Regions from separate parts of the Homo sapiens genome. Here region 1 is linked to region 2. Evidence: read pairs that join two places in POLR2A ChIA-PET (ENCODE). Cell type or tissue: HepG2. All regions are shown on one strand. Each heading gives the region's core, and the rest is flanking DNA. Links, peaks and the distances in the headings are about the cores only. Region 1 overlaps LOC101929710 (a long non-coding RNA gene). Region 2 holds the start of LOC105379091 (a long non-coding RNA gene).

The links. Peaks named below come from ENCODE experiments on the same cell type or tissue, not always from the same donor. Only the 100,000 strongest peaks of a DNase experiment are listed, where the experiment ranks them.
Region 1: POLR2A ChIA-PET joins it to region 2 with 7 read pairs; 3 of 35 experiments call an interaction of 5 or more read pairs at or near these places.

What each region holds. Positions count from the first base shown.
Region 1 is chr5:96,194,577-96,204,054 of GRCh38, reverse strand. All of the region lies in intron 1 of LOC101929710 (a long non-coding RNA gene), which reads right to left. It also overlaps a transcript of CAST not described here. Among named protein-coding and RNA genes, the nearest start is that of MIR583, 120 kb to the right of the region's middle. In HepG2, for the core only: no CTCF peak of the experiment used is centred there; a DNase peak (open chromatin) is centred at 4,144; H3K4me3 peaks cover 830 bases.
Region 2 is chr5:95,860,825-95,870,302 of GRCh38, reverse strand. It overlaps LOC105379091 (a long non-coding RNA gene), which reads right to left and starts at 8,519. Exons shown (of 3, transcript XR_001742813.2): 1 at 6,557-8,519. RefSeq lists enhancers at 6,379-6,880, 7,136-8,335. In HepG2, for the core only: no CTCF peak of the experiment used is centred there; DNase peaks (open chromatin) are centred at 4,982, 6,752 and 7,402; H3K4me3 peaks cover 1,742 bases.

The DNA of each region.
Region 1 (9,478 bases), core at 1,419-6,418, 340 kb before region 2:
GTCTTTTCATTAGAAGCCTGAAATAGCAGGGTTTTTCTCTGCTGTTCCATTCCTTCGAAACCCTACTCATAATTAGCTTCCCACAACTCCTCCTAGGTTTCTTCCACCATTACTCATCAGCCCGGTCTATTTGTTTTACAGATTATGTTTTCTCAACCTCCATCAGTTTCACCAAGTTTAGTACCAACTTTTTAAAGTCCATATTGCACATCTTTGGGGAACGTAGGTACTTCTCCCTTATTATTATTATTAAATGCTTCCAAGTTCATCTGATATATTCACAGAGGTTCTTAATCTGAGATATGTGGCTGTGAGGGTTTGTGGATAAAATCAAGTGATCCATGAGTTTAGGCAGGAAAAATATTGCATATATTTATTTTAATTAACCTCTAACTGAAATTTAGCATTTTCTTCTATTATTAATGTAAGCAGGAAATCACAATGAAATAAAGAGAACAGCAGCTACTTTTATATTGCATTTTAATTGTTTCAGGTATATCAAATTTCATTTATGCTCATCACTAGTTAAAATTAGATGTGCCACTAGATCAAATGTTTACAAATAAACACATATGTCACAAATTTAAAAAATATTTTTGTAACCCTTTCAATATAATTTGTGTCCTTTGTAACCCTGTATTTTCTATGAAAAAGAACATATTATTCTGAGAAGGGATCCACAGACTTAACTAAGCTGTCCAAGGAAATAATTCTACAAAAAAGCAAAAAAAAAATTTGTGGAATAGCTAAAAGTCTCTACACCATAATAATGAAAAGATTAAAAGCAACCTAAATGCCCAATAACAGAAGACTGGTGAAACAATGCAGTCACTAAACATAATGCTGTAGAAGACTATTTAAGGGCATATGTGGAAAGGTGATCACGATATATTATGTAAAAAAAAAAGGTTGTGCATAATGTGATCTTTTTTTGTAAATCAAACACAGTCACATATACACCTACACCTAAAAAAACAGAAAATAGATGTCAAGACACACACAAAGATGCTAAGGTGGTTATTTACAGATGGTGGGAACTGTGAGTAATCTTTTTGCTTATCTCAGTTGTAGAAATTTTATATGAACTTGTAATTATTTTTGCAAGAAAAATCAATAAAAATTATTATCTTTAAAATAAATGAAGTCCTAAGAAAGGATTCAAAAAGATATATAATTCTTAATAATGATCAACTATGCACTCATTCATTCAACAAATACATCTCAGTTCAACAGTCAATATTATAGGAGGAATTAATGCTATCTACTGGATTCACTATCATTAGGGAAAAAGATCTAATTTTCATACCACTGATTTAGCAGCTGAATGAGTAAAACTTTTGGTTAAGCACCATTTATCAACTTTCCAGCCAATGCAACCTAAAGTCAATGCTATCTTTTGCACAAATACCAGATATTCACGCCTCTCAAAAACTGTCCCACCAATCAATAATAATTTTGTCTTCAGAAAGTTTTGTTTTGTTTTGCTAATTTGTATTTTTGTTTTTTTGTCTTATAACAAAGCAAAATTAAATAAATCCTCTCATACAAGTCATCCTATTAAAAATAAGCATAATCTATTACAACTCTCTTCTGAATTTACATTTCCCATGAGAAAAACTCTTTCCTCCACAATTATGTCATATTTTATATAATGTTGAATAATTCTGAATCATAATGTCACTGGAAAAAATATTCATTGTTATTTTATTTTTATATGTAGGTATTAGGAATTCCAAAATGCTACTGGGATAAATATGTCTATCATACCCTTTATATGTTAATAATATCATATTAACTGGAAAAAAATGTATTAGGTTTTAAGAATGCTCCTAAGTGAAGATTTTGTGACTTTAAAATACAACTTTTCTAAAATTAGACATTCATCTAATATTCAAGATAAAGTAATTGGCCTGATATCATTGGTTGTATTCATAAAAGCACCAGCATTTACATACAAAATGAATGTCATCTCCTCTATGTAGTCACCTTGGGAGACCTCAGACTAGTTTCAATGACATTTCCCTTTGCTCAGAACAATTTTAGGACCTCTCTTTTGGAACTGTCTTTAAGCTATTTCATCTTATTTTATTTTATTTTATTTTTATTTCATCTTATTTTAAACAAATATCTCAAAAGATAGCCAAACTTTGCCCCTTAAAGTTGGATTTGTCTAATCAATAATTAAAAACAACCTACCGTAGGAGATGGGGCCCTGGGGGCATCAAGGAGAAAGAAGTAGACAGGACAGTAGATTGGGGGATGCACTGTGACACTTTATATTAGGGGTAATATTCAACACATTCAACAATAGCTAAGGCTGAACACCGAGCAGTCAGAACTGGTGGTATTGGAGCAGGGACCTGGAGGACCTTAACCCAGATCCATGTATTAACTCTACAGTAGCTGGATTACGAGGTGTTTGAAATGTTCTAGGTGGTCCCATAGGGAAAAATGTAGGAGTGGGGATGAGTGGACACATTGGGGTTTCTGAGCTGTGGCATTTACCAACCAATAAAGGAGAATATGGGTTTTTAATATCCACTGAATATTGGTCCTTTCAAAAAGTAAAGTGGTCATTGCTGTTTCTGTGTGGCTCGTGCATTGATTCTGAAGGCATTGCCCAAGAGTTGTTTGAAAGTGTCGAGCAACAGCAGCAATATTGGAATTAATGTGCAGGATCCCAGGATAACTATTTTGGAGAGTACTATTTAGCTAAATATTTATTCTCTAAACTCATTAGAAACAGGCTCTATTCCTTTTTCGTTTTCCTGCACTAGCACCAAACACAACACTTAGCACATAGTTGCTAAATAAATAGTTGTTGAGTGAATGGCATATTTGTTAAAGAAAAATAACTTCAAAGTGAAATCTCATAAAGCTTTTAAAATTATTTTTATTTTTTATTATAGTAGGAAAATAATTCATTTTATTGCAGATAATTCTAAACATCTCTTTGAATAGACTAATTCACCAACATTTATTCCTGACTCAAAAATACTTTGGATATCTGCCTACTTTTCTCTGGAAAGCAGTCCTTTTCAATGCTCTTTTATTATTACATGACTTGAAAAGCCACACGTAGATGTGAATCTGTGTTTAACTCCTTTAAATTCCTATTATTTCTAGCCAAAAAGAACCTTCCTTTATAGTTTTATAGTAGATCAGACTTAAGCTGGGGATAACATACTGTGGCTGCTGGCCAACATTTATTAGGCTAAGGGTGTCTAGTGCTGTGCTAAGCATTTAATATGTCATTTACTTCTCCTAACAACCCCTTTACAGTAAGGAAACTAAGCCACAGAGGAACTAAGCAATTTCCCCATATTATACAGCTAGTAAGTGAGGAAGACATGTTTTGAATGCAGGCAATTAGATTCCAGAGTTGAGCATCCTTGATCAACACAGTATAAGAAGAAGCAGGAGCTTATTTGTGTTCAATTAACAGGTAAGAATTAAAGGATATCCTGTATCTAAAAAGTACCTTAGAGCTCCCATTACACTCATTATCTGTTTATTGAACACATATGATGTTCCAGGTACTGTTCTAGGTTCTGGGAAGGCAAGTAAGGGACACAGTCTCTTTCCGGTTGGCAGATATAGCATCTAGAAACTTACTCTAGTGTTCTAGGGCAACTTTTTCCACTACTCCAAATGGGGGAAAACTGACTAGCCCTTTTTCGGTTTGAATTCTGGATTCTGAGCAATCATCATCTTAAATGAATTTCAAAATAGACATATCTATAGAGAGGAGGACATCTACTGCTTTCTTCCTTCTGGATTCCCCTGGGGCAATATTTGATCTCCTTTGACATCCTATCCTTATAAGGATAATAATAGAGAAAGGAGAAGGTGGAAGATGGGAGTGAAGCACATGGGTGATTTGGGGTACAGGTATCATGCAAACTTCCCATTCACACGGGCAGCTTTGTCCTGTTACTGCAGGGTTACCTCTGAGAAAGCTGGTGTTCAGCGCCGATGCCCCCAGACTAGCTGTTTTATCTACAAATATGTTTTAGAAGGCATTTCCAGTTATAGAGTGGCCTTATTTATTATCATATTCAAGAACAATAGTAACAGTAACTGAACTTTGTACCTTTCTAGACTAAGTTGTACTTTAAAGGGAGGTTAATAAGTAACCAAAGAGAAGGCTACCGGAGAACTAAAGCTGGAATAGTAAACTGTACTAAATGCTCAAACAAGCTGAGAGAGAAAAATATTTTCACCATAAAATTATTGACATATGTTGAAAGGTTGGTCTGCTGTAGGTGGAGTTAGTGACCCCATCCCATCCCTGCTCTGCTAAGATTTCAAGGTAAAATAAGAGTTTTCTAACAACAACAAAATACAGTTATTTCCTCTTTTCTCTGAAAACCAAAACTCTGAATATTCAAAGTCATCCTAATGTTCTCAATTACTTATTTTTAAATTTATTTTCTTATTGTGTAATATGTGGCCTTAAATTTTTTTTTCTGGAACAAAATTCATTATGTATTTTAAATAGAAGCAAACAGACCAAAAAAATAGGTACATCAAGAATTGGGAGAGTCCTCTGTAAAGATTTGGTCTATGTAAACCTACAACTTCCTTTGGGAGAAATCATATTTAAGCTGTGTTCGGTCACTTTCACTTTAGTGTGAAGGAATATTTGAATCTTTCTGAAGAACAGATTTTTACTAGAAGACAGAAAGTAATATTTCTCATCCTTTTTTGAGAAGTAAATGTTTCCAGTCCTTTCCTTTGTTCTTTTTTCTTGTTCTTGGCCCAAGAACAGGACTGCTTTAACTTAAACAATGAACACCAAAGCCTTTCTTTCTCAAAAATAAAATGATGAGATATATCCATCTTCTATCTTGTGAGAGAGAAATCATACTTAAATCTCAAATTTAAAGAGAATCTCTCCTACACACTTTTATTATACTCAAGGGAAAATAATCAAGTTGACCAGCCTATAGTCACATAACCCATGAGAATAATGTCAAAGGGTTTTTATCAAAGAGATTATAGAAAACCAGTCCCTTTGGCTCATGGAGTATGTCTGGTTTTTCTTTAAACCTTCACCTCTTCTGTGTTTAAGTCATAAGACCAGTAAGACATGATGCTCAGAGCTTACTATTTTAAGTCTAGGAATGATATGGAACATGAAAAATGGACATGACAGCACACAATTGTGCTTTGGGGAAACCATGATGTAATATCCTGAAAAACAAATTCAAGTCATAAAAATGTAGTTTACTGACCCCTGGAGAGAACTGTATCCACAGGTCCGGGAATGATGTCTTGTCAAACACCCTCACTCCACGTCTGAGCCCTTTTGCTCCATGTGGTTTTTCCCTCAGGGATCATTATTGGGCTTCATAATGATTAGTTTGTGTATGAAAAAGGAAAGTTCAAGACTATAATTTCATACATACTTAGAAAAAAATCATATAAAGAAAATTCAGTAGTGAGACAAGTAATCTCCTGGAGCCTGCTGTGACCAAGAGGATACCTATGAGAAGGACAGGCTGATAAATGAATGTGCCCAGCACACAAGGAGGAGGAGAGCCATGTGGAGGAAAGCCTTGTGTCCCCACAGCTTGGGGAGCGCTGCTTTCCTGGTCCCCACTTCAGAAACAATGTAAGTATCCACAGAGAAGCAGAGAGCAGCTATTAAAGCAAATAAGTATGAGACAGCCTAAGTCAGAAATTCACTGACAAAGGGAGGGGCAAAGGGAAAGGGCATATTTCTTTTAATTTTTGCAACTATTCACTTATAGAGATACTTATCAAAAACAGCCTAAGTGAGAGGTACACTAAATGAAGTCCAGAGGTAAAACCAGATTGAGCATGGAGGGGATAGAGACAGGAGGAGGGCCTGGGAGGCAGGATGTGTGACCAGTCTCTCATCAGCCCATCTCTGCAAAGGCCGCCTTCTCTACAGATTGCCAAGTCATCTCACCTGGAGAGGCAGCATCGCCTAGAGAAGGGAAAAACCTGTCTAATTTCTAGGTTGGGCCAGCGTGGTGATTCACACCTATAATCACAACACATTGGGAGGCCAAGGCAGGCTGATAGCTCAAGCTCAGGAGTTTTGACACTATATTGCCTGGGCAATATAGTGAGACCCCATCTCTACAAAAAATACAAAAATTAGCCAAGTGTGGTGGTGCACACCTGTGGTCCCAGCTACTTGAGAGGCTGAGATGGGAGGATCACTTGAGCCCAGAAGGTTAAGGCTGCAGTGAGCCATGATCCTGCCATTGTACTCCAGCCTGGGTGACAAAGCAAGACTGTCACACACACACAAAAAAATGTCTAGGTTGGCCCCTCACCTGGAGCCAATTACTTAATGTCCCTGTGCCTCAGTTTTCTCATTTGTGAAGGGGGTAGCAATAGGACATGCCTCAGTTTGAAGATACCTACAACAATGCTTGGCACATAGCAATGGCTCACTAAATGTTAGGTTTTATTATATTCTTGTCAACAGTCATGTCAACATACGACTTCCCTTTTAAAAAAAGAAGTGTTGAAAATCTGTCCAGCCCCTTCCAGCTGTACTTAAGGTTTAATGAAAAGGAGAATGACTTCCCCACTTTCCCTTCCTTGGGTAAAATAACTTGAGGAGTTTTCTACAGTTTTTAAAATTTGTATTCATCTCTGTATTCCTCTACAACAAAAATAAACCCCTCAGAAAAGCAGCATGAAAACTGACATCTGCGTGTTTTTCAGAGTAGACAGCTGAGTAGGGGAGAAGTTGGGAGACTGTGTTCCACTTGGGACAGAAAATTAAGCAGGAGAAACTGGGAAAGAGAAGGCTGTGGGAAAAAATAAGGGAATGGCAGAAACAAGCAAGGGTTGCTCTCTGGATTTGAACTGGGACAGATGCCTTTAGCCTGATAAAAAGTAAGTTGCCCTGACCTATCACCTAACCCGGTGGTTCTGAGCTCAAGGAGGCAGTGGCCTAACAGCAGGGAGAAATGAAACTAATGAAAGTGCTGAACATGTGAACATAAAGGCCAAAAAATACAAGTTCAAGAATCATTTTGTAAGAGTCATAGTTGTGGCCTTCTTAATTGAGAATGTCTGTTAAAAGAGGCATATTCATGATTTTCATATCATTCCTTCAGTCAAAAGCATTACTCTAATAAGCAGTCATCATCCCTAGACTGAACTAATGTAACAGTCTGCTAGCTGCTCTTCCTCACTCCACTCTTAGCTGACCATGCTCGATTCTCTAAACAGAGCCTGAGTTATTTTTATAAGATAAAAAGGTATTTCACTCCCTGATTAGATATATCACATTTAGAAGAAATTCAAATTTCTACCGTGACCTGCAGGACCCTGCGTTATCTGGCCCTTGCCTTCTTTTTGACCTCATCTTGTATCCCCACTTTTTTATTGTAACGGTGCTTCACTGTTCTTTCATTCCCCAGCTGGTTCCTGCCTCAGGGCCTTTGCACTGGCTATTTCTTCCTCACAGCTGCTCACAGTGCTCAAGTCCTGGCTCAAGTATTACTACCTTTTTCAAACTACCCCATCTATAAAAGGCTCCCCCAATAATCTATCACTAACTAAAATTCTTATGTATTTATCTGCAAGTTTATTATCATTTTCCCCTTATTAGAACATACGTGAGATCAGGGATCTTATTTACTCAGCACTTAGTATTTTGTGCCTGGCATAAAGTAAGCTCCCATTAGGTATCTGTTGAATAAGTAAACAAATAATAAGCAAACAGAACCTAGACGCAAAAAGAAGAAAAGAAAAATGTGTTTATGAGAATATACTTCAAAAGGTTTGAATGGCTGAAAGGGTATTAGGAAAATTTTTCTCTGTGGTTAGAAATTCAAAAAATGTTAAGCAATGATCTAGATATTCAATTGATTGATGGCTTCTGTCTAGTTTCTTATGCCTGTAATTCAGATCCCAGCCTTCCATTAATGGTTGAAAACCTTTCAGACAATCTACACAGAGTTTGGGATAGAAACTTAATAGAGATAACTGTCCAGTTCAAAACTGCAGACTCTGAAAACCAGTCTATCAGAGGAACATGGAGCTATGCTTCCATTCTGCCCTATTCAATTACTAGAATAGTCACTCTAACTATTGAATGTAACAGAATGAAAATTCATGAAAATGAAAAATCATTTCAAAATAACAAAGGACCCAATAAAAATGATCTTTCAAGGGAATTTAATGCCATATTAAATGCCTGTATTTAATGCCATATTAAACTAATATGTGATTTGAGACTGGAAAGAATGAGTTGCTGATCTTGTAAATAAAAAATTTTGGCATGAACATGTTATCTGTTTGGCAATTTGCGCATCCATATTTTATAATTCGGTCATGACTCCTTTTCATTATGTGGGTCTAATTCCTCTATCAAGCTCAAAGTAAACCTTGTTTCATAACAATCAAATGCTTTTGGTTTGTGTTGATGTTCAGATAACTGATTGTTTCAAATATAACTTGTAAGTAACCAATAATAAAATGTTATATTGAGTAGATATTCAAATATTGATGCCATGACAAATTGCTATCTCTTTAAGAATTTTATAGAATCTGTCATCACAGATACTTCAAGATATTGCAGTTCACTTTGTCTGTTTTCCAAGGCTACAGACAACTTAACAGAATTTCCTGGGAGCTCACTGAACATATGGATTCCTCAGCCCTGTCCATGGAGATTCTGTTCCTACAGATCTAAGTTGAGGTCCAGGAATCAGTATTTGTTTAAAAGGCTTCCAAAGTCTTATTAAGCCTTGCCAGGGTTAGAAAATAGTGATTTTATTCCAACCTCCAACTCACTCCATCCACATTCCTAATGAATTGTGACTCAGAAGTGCGTTGGGCTCTTCTGGAGGAGGGTAATCACATCTCTAGTTTGTTAACCTTTATTGGAAAAGTCTGATTGTCCAAAGCTTTTGTTTATATTAAACTGAAATGGGTCTGCCAGCAACTTCTTCAAATAGGTCTAGTTCTGCCCTCTGGCATAACAAGGATTATTATATATGAAAGCCTCTCGTGTATTAATATAGCTTTCGGGTCCCCCACAAGTCTTTTCCTCTACAGCTAAACAGCTGGTTTCCACAACTGTTCTCAAATCTTTTATCATCCAAGGTATGCCTGCATCTTACTGAACCACCCATGCACTCTTTCCAAGGCTTTCCTCTCCACCACTGCCAGAACTAGGTCCCTAAACCAGTTTATGGGCCACTTGGCCCTGCACAGCAATGGAGTGGCATGTACCCTACACTGTGGCCCTCAAATGCTGATATGGCAAATTATGCCACAATATGAGGAAATTGTCACCAGTCCATGGTGAAATGAGAAAAATAAATAAGAACATTATGGCTAAGTTTATTCAATCTAAAAGATTGTACTTTCTATATCATGTCCTGCTCCAGTCCCTTTTTAAATTTAATTTCTTTTTTTAAAAAATGAAACTATAAGGATAAAAGATAGTTTGCTAGGTTTGTTATAATAAAAAACCAGC
Region 2 (9,478 bases), core at 3,075-8,074:
TCTGAATATGATCTCATTTCCACATTTCCTAAGCTTACCAGCAGCTTGAGTTTCCTTTTTTCTATTCATAGCAGTTCCTTCATCTACTTTTGACTCAACCCTTATCAAAGCAGGTATAGTTCCCTCAGACATTTGTCTGGAAAAACCATGTAAGTGACTCAACAACAAACAACTAAGGAAGCATGAGCACTGCTGTATCATCTTTTTGGTTTAGTATCCTTTATTTTCTAGAAGTGATGCTTTTGTATCTAGCTTCTTTGTATGTATTAGCTAATAGAACAAAAACAGAAAAATATTTACATATATATATTTTACACAAATATATATGTATATATATAAAATGTGTTGGCCAACACCCTTATAATTTACTGCATAAGTTGTACACATTAAAAGAAAAAAAAGATAGCAATGTCTCCTTTAAAAGTTATGCCAAAATTAAAACCCATGCCACTTGAAAAGGTTAAAGCATACTATTTCTAACACCTATTAAACTTCTTTGCTTTCTTAAAACATTCTGTACAGATACTGCCTAACTGTGGAAATCAGTACATCCTTTTCCTCTTTTTAGCCCCTAAAATAAAACTAGCTCCCTCAAGCCAAAAAAAAAAAAGAGGTAGGTTTTGTTTTGATTTCTTCTTATGTGGTATCTCAGCTCATGCTGAGGAAGTGGCTGCAAACGTGTTCACTGTGCCCACACTGTGGTTCCCCAGGCTTGGGGCTGGGGGATGAAGTTTTGTGAAACTTGGTTTAGCCTGGGCTTATTTTGGTGCCTGAGCCCAAATATTTCTTGCCTCTTTCTGCTCCTACTCTCATGCCACTTTTCATTCTTTATTTCTTTTCTTTCTTTTTTTTTTTTTTTCTTTTTTTGGAGACAGAGTTTTGCTCTGTCACCCAGGCTGGAGTGCAGTGGCATGATGTCGGATCACTGCAACCTCCACTTCCTGAGTTCAAGCGATCCTCCTGCCTACAGGTGCATGCCACCATGCCTGGCTAATTTTTTTGTATTTTTAGTAGAGCTGGGGTTTCACCATGTTGGCCAGGCTGGTCTCAAACACCTGACCTCAGGTGATCCTCCCACCTCAGCCTCCCAAGTAGCTGGAATTACAGGTGTGTGCCACCATGCCCAGTTTTGTTTTGTTTTGTTTTGTTTTTTTGAGGGAGCAGGTCTCGCTATGTTGCCAAGGCTGGTCTTGAACTCCTGGCCTCAGCCTCCCAAAGTGTTGGGATTGCAGGCGTGAGCCACCATGCCCAGCCTCACACCACATCTTGATGTGGGCCTTAGCTTATTTTTATGTAGCTGTTAGCCCACTTTTGTACTTGCCTTCTCAGCTTCCCTCAAGGGGCCTAGAAGGCATCAAAGTCAAGACAACTCTAAAAGTTTATTTTGACAAATAGTCTAAAGCCATGACTATCTGTTGTAGAAATATCTGGTCACTTTAGCAAAAACACAAAGCAAATATACATTGGCTGTAGATCTCACATGAATTTTATCATTTCTTGCCATTAAGCTTATGCTATAGAAGCCTGCCAGTTGGGGACAAGCTGTGAAATTTGGGTTTTATAAGCAGATATACCAGGAAGGTACAGGTGATACTGTTCTTTTTAGTTCTTGTGATTGTCCTTTGGGCCAGTAGCAAAGAAGCCATCCTGGCAGAGGAGCTGACTTTGAGGTCTGCAGACACCCAAGGGGCTCTTGGATAGAATTCCAAGGTTCTATAAACTTGGATGGGGAAAGACCCACTTATTTGTTTTCACTAACCTGTAACTAAAATTTAGCAATTTTTTCAATTAAGAAGGCAGGTAACTGTCTTAGTCCATTTGTGTTGCTATAAAAAAAAATCTAAGTCTGGGTAATTCATAAGGAAAAGAGGTTTAATTGACTCATGGTTCTGTGGGCTGTATAAGAAGCATGGTGCCAACATCTGCTCCTTGTGAGGGCCTCAGGTTGCTTTCACTGAAGGCAAAAGGCAGTGGGGAACCAACAGGTGCAGAGATCACATGGCAAGAGAAGCAGCAAGAAGGAAGAAAGAGGGAGGTGAGAGGCTCTACTTTTTTTTGAGACTGAGTCTCTGTTTCCCAGGCTGGAGTTCAGTGGCGCGATCTCGGCTCACTGCAATCTCCGCCTCCTGAATTCAAGCAATTGTCCTGCCTCAGCCTCCCAAGTAGCTGGGATTACAGGTTCCCGCCACCACACCTGGCTAATTTTTTTGTATTTTTAGTAGAGACGGGGTTTCACCATGTTGACCAGGCTGGTCTCAAACTCCTGACTTCAAATGATCCACCTGCTTCGGTCTCCCAAAGTGCTGGGATTACAGGCATGAGCCACCACGCCTGGCCAGAGAGGCTCTTTTCAACAACCAGTTCTCTTGAGAACTAAGAATGAGAACTCACTTCTGCAAGAATGGCACCAAGCCATTCATGAGGGATCCACCCCCATGACCCATATACCCCCAAGCAGACCCCAGTCCCAACAGTGGGGGTCACATTTCAAAATGAGATTGAGTGGAGCCAAACAAACGATATCCAAACCGTAGCAGTAACAAACAACAATCAACACCTGTGACTCAGTCACCAACAGTTGTTGCTAATGCTTTGAAACATCATTTAAGTTCATCACCATTTTGAAGATACAATACTTATTTAAATCCATCAGTAGATCTTATTTAATGTATTAATAAAGAAGCATCTAACTATATCACATATTTTTAAAAAGTATTTGATAACTATTCTTCAGTATAATTGGTTTCTTTGGTATCCTATGTATTTAGTTTTATGCTTTTAAAAACAGCATTGTGAGAAAGAGTCAAGGGTTCTACAAGACTTCTAAAAGACACCATGTTTCTAAATCAAAGATTGGCACTCCCGGCAGTAGGTTTCTTGAATTGTCAGTTATAGATACATCAATCACAACAGAAACATGGTGGATGATAATGGCCAATGCTTAAGAAATTTAATTTAGGCATGGGCTTCTAATACGGGTTCAACCCTCCTGGGCTAAGACGCTTCAGTGAAAGGGTGGAGATAAAGAGAACCTACTGTCAGCAAGCTTTCAGAACTGCAAGGCAAACCATTGCATAACCACAGGCTTGATTCACTAGTTGGCCACCTTTATTCAGCTTGTTGAGATTACAATATTCTTGACTTCAAGGATGATTACAGGTTACTAGGCCTTCAGGTTCAAAATTGCCCTCTGCAGCTTTTGTGAACTCCCCTGACTCCCTATGTATTGCCCATTGAGTTCCCTGATTCCTTGTCCTAGAAGTTCTAACATAACTTTGACTTAGGGTTTCATTTAGAACTTTACAAGAAATAAGGTTGTCACCAACAGAAATTGACTCTGTAATGTCAGGTCCTACTGGACTTGAGATTATTTTTCCCTCAGTTTCAGCTGATTCATATTCTCAATGGCTCACTCAGTTATGACTCAATAATGATGATATCATTTTAAATTATAAAATTTGAAGAGAACCATGGACAGAAATAGAAGGGGAAAACATGTAAAATGAATAAGAATAAAAAGAAAACATGTCAAATGAATAACAGTGTTCCTTTGTCTTGGTATAAAATGGAAACTTTTCTAATAATAACACATAATTTACATGAGTGCTTTTATAGTCATTATTTGGTTTGATGTCCATAGCAACTCTGTGAGGTAAGCAGTTGCAGAAGCTGAATCTCAGAGAACCTAAAGGACCAGCTGGAGGCCTCAGACGAGAAAGCAAGTCCTGACCCAGGCCAGGGATTCTTCTGCTCTCTGGGCCTGGTCTTCTTCTCACAACACAACATCTGAGGAACCCAGAGCCCTTTGGTGAAACTAAATAAAATGACATAAACAAAAACAAAGAACTGTGTGCTGACTGAAAAGTGAATGAGATTGAGTAGCAAAATACTAAATATAGGCTGGGCATGGTGGCTCACACCTGTAATCCCAGCACTTCGGGAGCCTGACGCGGGTGGATCACCTGAAGTCAGGAGTTCAAGACCAGCCTGGCCAACATAGTGAAATCCCATCTCTACTAAAAATACAAAAAATTAGCCAGACATGGTGGTGCACACCTGTAATCCCGGGTACGTGGGAGGGTGAGGCAGGAGAATCGCTTGAACCCGGGAGGCAGAGGTTGCAGTGAGCCGAGATAGCACCATTGCACTCCAGCCTGGGCAACAAGAGTGAAACTCCGTCTCAAAACAACAACAACAAAAACTAAATATAGGCACAATGCCCAAGTTTTCTGGGAAAGCTCTTAATGTTCATAACACTCACAGAAGAGAGAAGAGGACAGAGAAGGATCATTGGCCATTCTAAGGAAAAGAAAGAGATGATCATGTACATGAAAGGTAGGATCCAGCAAAAGAACCTGGAGATCAGAAACAACAGAGAATCTACCTTAAGTTCTATCTCAATTTTTAACAAGTTTACTGCTGATCTACTCATACGTTTGCTTTGTTTTGATATATATACACACACATAAATATATAAATAATATCTGCATGTATATTTGATGCATTTTTCATGCTGCCACTACATAGTATGATCTATGATGCAAATAATAATGGCTTGGGTTTTTAAATATAATTTCTATATAGTTTGTTGAATCACATACAACAAAAAATATCTAACATGTTTGGTTCTATTCACAAATAAGTAAATAACTCCAGGTCTTGGTTGTTTTTTATTGCAATTGGGACAGATTTTTGTTTTGTTTTTTAATTATCTCTTTCCCATCTACAGGGAAAACTTCGTGCTCATAAAAAGAAAAGGAGGCTGGAGGGCCCTGGCTGGTCGCTAAGCATTGTACATGCAGCCAGTTGCTACACAGGTTTCCTGATCCTGATTTGAATCTCAGGGGCCAGAGCTGTGTGTGTTCCACAAAAGGCCCTTTGAAACTCCCTTCCCTTCCTGGTTTGACAAAGCCCTAGACGAATGACCTTTGAGGGACGGACGCATTGGTTTGGCTTGGCCTCTGATCTCTCATGAAGGACTGTGAGCCACACTTGTCTGCCTGGGATCTGCTGCCTACTTCCTCCATTTTATTTAGCTCTTTGGTTATTTTCCTAATGAGCTGTCTGTTTGTCTCCAGCCTTCCAGCCAGAAGATGAATGTTTGCAAATCATAAACTAAGTATGTAGCACTTCGGACCTAAAAGGAGTGGTTCCATACGTTGTGAAATCCACCTACTCTGGAGCACTTGCCGGGGCTGTCCCTTTATAGTTTGGCCCTTGGCTGGGCAGTCATGCTACCCTCCAGTGAGAGCTGTCCCCAGCCTTGCATTTACATTCTCCCAAATGCCCACCTCCATAGCTGCCCTTCTTCATCTACCCCACCTTGCCAGATGTGCTTAGGAAGCTAACAGGCAGACCACGTACATACTTAGGGCAGCAGCAATTCACAGAAGAAAAGGAAAAATTAAACATATTTTAATCAACCAGGTGGTTACCATGGGAGAAATTTTTATATTTATGTTGTGGCTTTGAATAGCTTTCATTTTGAAGATGGGGTAGCAGAAAACGAATCTTAATATCTTTGATTCATGGAGACTTTAAAGGTCTTTATCAGGTACTGCTTTCTAGAGTTCTACAGACTGATTTTTGCTCCTCCCTGCTTCCCAGTGAATCTTGTACCCCAAGTTGATGTGACTCAGGAGTTAAATCCTGCTGGAAATCTGGAACTTGTCAAGCCTTGATCTGCCTTAACATGAACTATTTAGCTCCTATTGTTCCACCCTTGCATGACCCCAATTAAGGCAATAATAGAACCCAGTACTTTCAGAGTCTTTAAAGCCAAATGATAAAGCTTTATTCCTTAGTTTTGTGGTAGTTTGGAATCTTCATTTTCATGGAGTTGATGAACACTAAGTATTTACTCTCTTCACATATGCAAAAAAAAATTGTATGACCCCAATCTCTCCTGTCTTCTAAAAGACTTAAGTGCGTATTTTCACTAGATCCTACATAGACCCACTATATAAAATGGGCATTGATATTTTTATTTTTAAGACCTAGTAGGTGCTATGTAACCAAATTCTCCTAAATTGTAAGATGGAGTTGACACACCAAGGCAGAAGCACCTGTGGACATTACGCCCATAGGAGTCAACTTGGGTGGGTACATGGTTGCTGCGCTGGTTGGACCATTTCTGCTCTAAGTCACACCAGATGAGGTTGAGAAGGTTAGGAGTTGACTTAGCAGCTGTTAGTTACTACCAAATGCTGTGTGAGCACTAGATCTCAAAAAACTTTGAAATATATATGTGTGTATATATACATGTATGTATATAGTTGTGTGTATATGTATATGTATATATACAGTGTATATATACATATTTGCACACAAAATAAACCAGGTAGACAGTGTACATCTCTTAAAGGAATTACAACAGCACTTCACAATAAAATTTTAAAAACTATATTGCCCACAGCATTTAAAATATAGTGTAGGTATTTTTGACAGCTTTATGAAGTTTTAGAAAAAATAAAACTATATGCAGAAGACCTAATGATTTGATTTACAATGCCAATTTTAAAATTATATTTTCAGAGTTCAAACAACCAATACATACCCTCACCCCCAGCGCCCCAGGTATCCTTTCCTTGGTAACCTCATGCTGGGCAAGAACAAAGGGACTGAAGTGGCAAGATCTACTCCACAGTCTGTGCCTACTCCTTCTCCTTCTACCCTGACAGGAAGAAATCATGGGGCCTGAGATTTCTGTAAACATGAGGCTCTTGCTCAATGCTCTGGGGAACATAAACCCCAAGCCCTGGCAGAGGGGAAATCTCCTCCCACTTTCTAAAACTAGACAGTCGGGCCTAATATGAACCATGGAGTTCAGCAGCACCAGAGCGATCCTGAGTGGTCACAGTGTGTCCACATCAAATCGAAACACACAGGCAATTTGGGTACATTTCCCCTGCCAGTTTAGGATGGAAATGAGAGTTGGAAGAAAGGTCTCAGGAGCCCCAACCTTTTACCCTCCAGGTCACTGGTCACCTCCTTAGGACCTCCAGGACAAACTGCTCCTCTCTGTGGTGTGGGATTTGCTTGCGGAGACAACACGTTTGTTTAGCCTTACACATGAATGCAGAGCATATGGAGAAGTAAACCTCACTGACCACTGCTTCCCCAAGTGACTTCTCTCCCACGCCCCTCATGGAAAGCCCTACAAAGGAAAAATCAATCTTCTCAGCTTTAAACCTGCCTTCTGTCCTCGTCAGATGTTGCCAAGCACGAAGTGTTACGGGGGCTCCTATCACAAAGCAAACAGAGCTGGAGCAGCCGGAAGGAGAGCTGCTCTCTAAAAGCTTTTAAACACTGTTATATTTTTAAAACCACTTACTGAAGAGGTGAGTTATTTTCTACTCCTCCTTCCCCAGAAGCACAGACATTAAGGTTACCTAGAAACTTGTCCAGGAAGCATGTGGCAAATAACAACCATGCAATAGAAACATCCGGATTTGTCATCTAATAGGAGATGGTATCAGCAAGGTCATATTTGGATAGAGGTGGAAGATGAAACTTCATTAGCTTGCATGCCCCAGCTACTGGGGGGCCATTCCCATGTGCTCTGGAGGAGGGAGACTTTGCTTTTATCTTGGCTGGGAGGGCCTTTGATTGGTACAGGTTGGAAATGAGTAAGATCTGAGATTGACGCTTCTTGTACTGAAGACTGCCTGTGGGAATAAAAAGCAGAGGGAGAATAAAAAGACATGAGATGGGGTCGCCTCTACCCTGGAAGAACATCTAATCTGTAGGATGGACGAGATGGGATGTACACAGAGAATGACCTGAGAACAAAATTGTTTTTTTAAGTTTCAGAAGCAAAATAATATTCCGTGAAGGACCAGAAGGGGGACAGGAAGACTTCTTAGTGAAGGTGGTTTTAAATCAGGTCTTGAGAGACAGTGAGAACAGCAGAGAATATGGGAGAGAAGGGATGGGGTGGCTGGCATGGTTCTGTTAGCGAGTCACATGTGCTGAGGACATGGATGTGGTGCTGTTTACTTTGATATTTCATTTCCATTATTGTAGGAGAAGGAAAGGGAGATGACGCCTCTTTATTTTTATAACTTTAGCTCCAGACTTTCTAAAAAAAAGTCTTCATTTCATGAAGGCAGTTTTGCTGTTTCCAAAGAGCTTATTCCTAATGCGTATTTCCAACCAACACCCTCTCTGTGTCAGATGAGGTGATAACATTTGTAATTGCAGAGAAGCAGAAAAGTGTGACTCACCTGTTTCACCACGAAGACTTTGCCGCAGACGTGGGGTTTAGGGAGATTCAGCTGGTATGAAAAAAGCAGCAGGAGCAATGGGCCACTGGGAAAAATGGTCTAGGGATCTTTGCTGCACCCAGTTTCCTCTTGCTTTATCCCAGAATATACCCTTTTTCCAATTCATCATAAAGAAGGGGGACTAGTGAAACTCAGGAATTCTGGAAGTTAAGCTATCTGCAAACTTATTCTGAGGAATCAGTGCAAACACACAGGGCCAGCTATGGGACAATGCCTGGGCTTTCTACACTGACTTCTTTCCATTCGATGGTCATCAGTTTTATCAGGGGCATCAGGGCTTCTGTGTAAGTCACTAAAACATGGCCGAAGGTACTTGAGCAACCACAAAAAAATTTGACGCTAAAAATATAGGCAGGAAATCTCCACATGCAAACAATTCTCAGGAAGAGGAGAGGGGTGCGTCATAAAAGTCCGGCTGACATTCTACACTCCTCTCAAATTACATGCAGCCAGTGCCGTCGGCCTGAAAATATTGAGCAATATTCCAGCCGTCCTCTTGTCACATGTACTTCATGAATGCTGGGCTCATCAGGCAGAAGCACCCAGGCATCAAAACACTCGCCTGAGAATTGAGGAACGTGGCCACCGTCTTCTTGGCGAGACCTCGACTGTAGGAAGCACCTGACCTCAGCTCCTCTGAAAATGGAATGAAGCATTTTACAGATCTGTACCTGGTCTTCCCCAGTCACTTCAAAAAGGATAAGAGGCAGGAGTTTAAAGTATGAGTTGGAAGTTGAAAGATTTAGTGGCCCTTCTGACATCCCATGGTCTCAGGAAATTCAGTTAAGCTCTCTGCGAGTTTCCATTTCCCCATCGCTGAAATGATGTGAATTCATGCTACCTATTCGGCGGATATTAAAATGCAATAGACCTAGGCATTGTTCTATGTATGGGAGAGTGTATGTGTATTGATAACTATTGTTTTCTTTTCCAGACTTACTGTTCTCACTACCCTGATGTATCCAGATCAGTTAAAACCTATTACTTAGCAAAGTTTCAGTTTGAATTTGTGTCCTCTCACACACACATAAAACACATACACACACACACTCAAAAAGGATCAGAATTCTTTTTTCTTTTCTTTTTTTTTTTTTTGAGACTGAGTCTCGCCCAGGCTGGAGTGCAGTGGTACAATCTCGGCTCACTGCAATTTTTGCCTCCCAGGTTCAAGCGATTCTCCTGTTTCAGCCTCC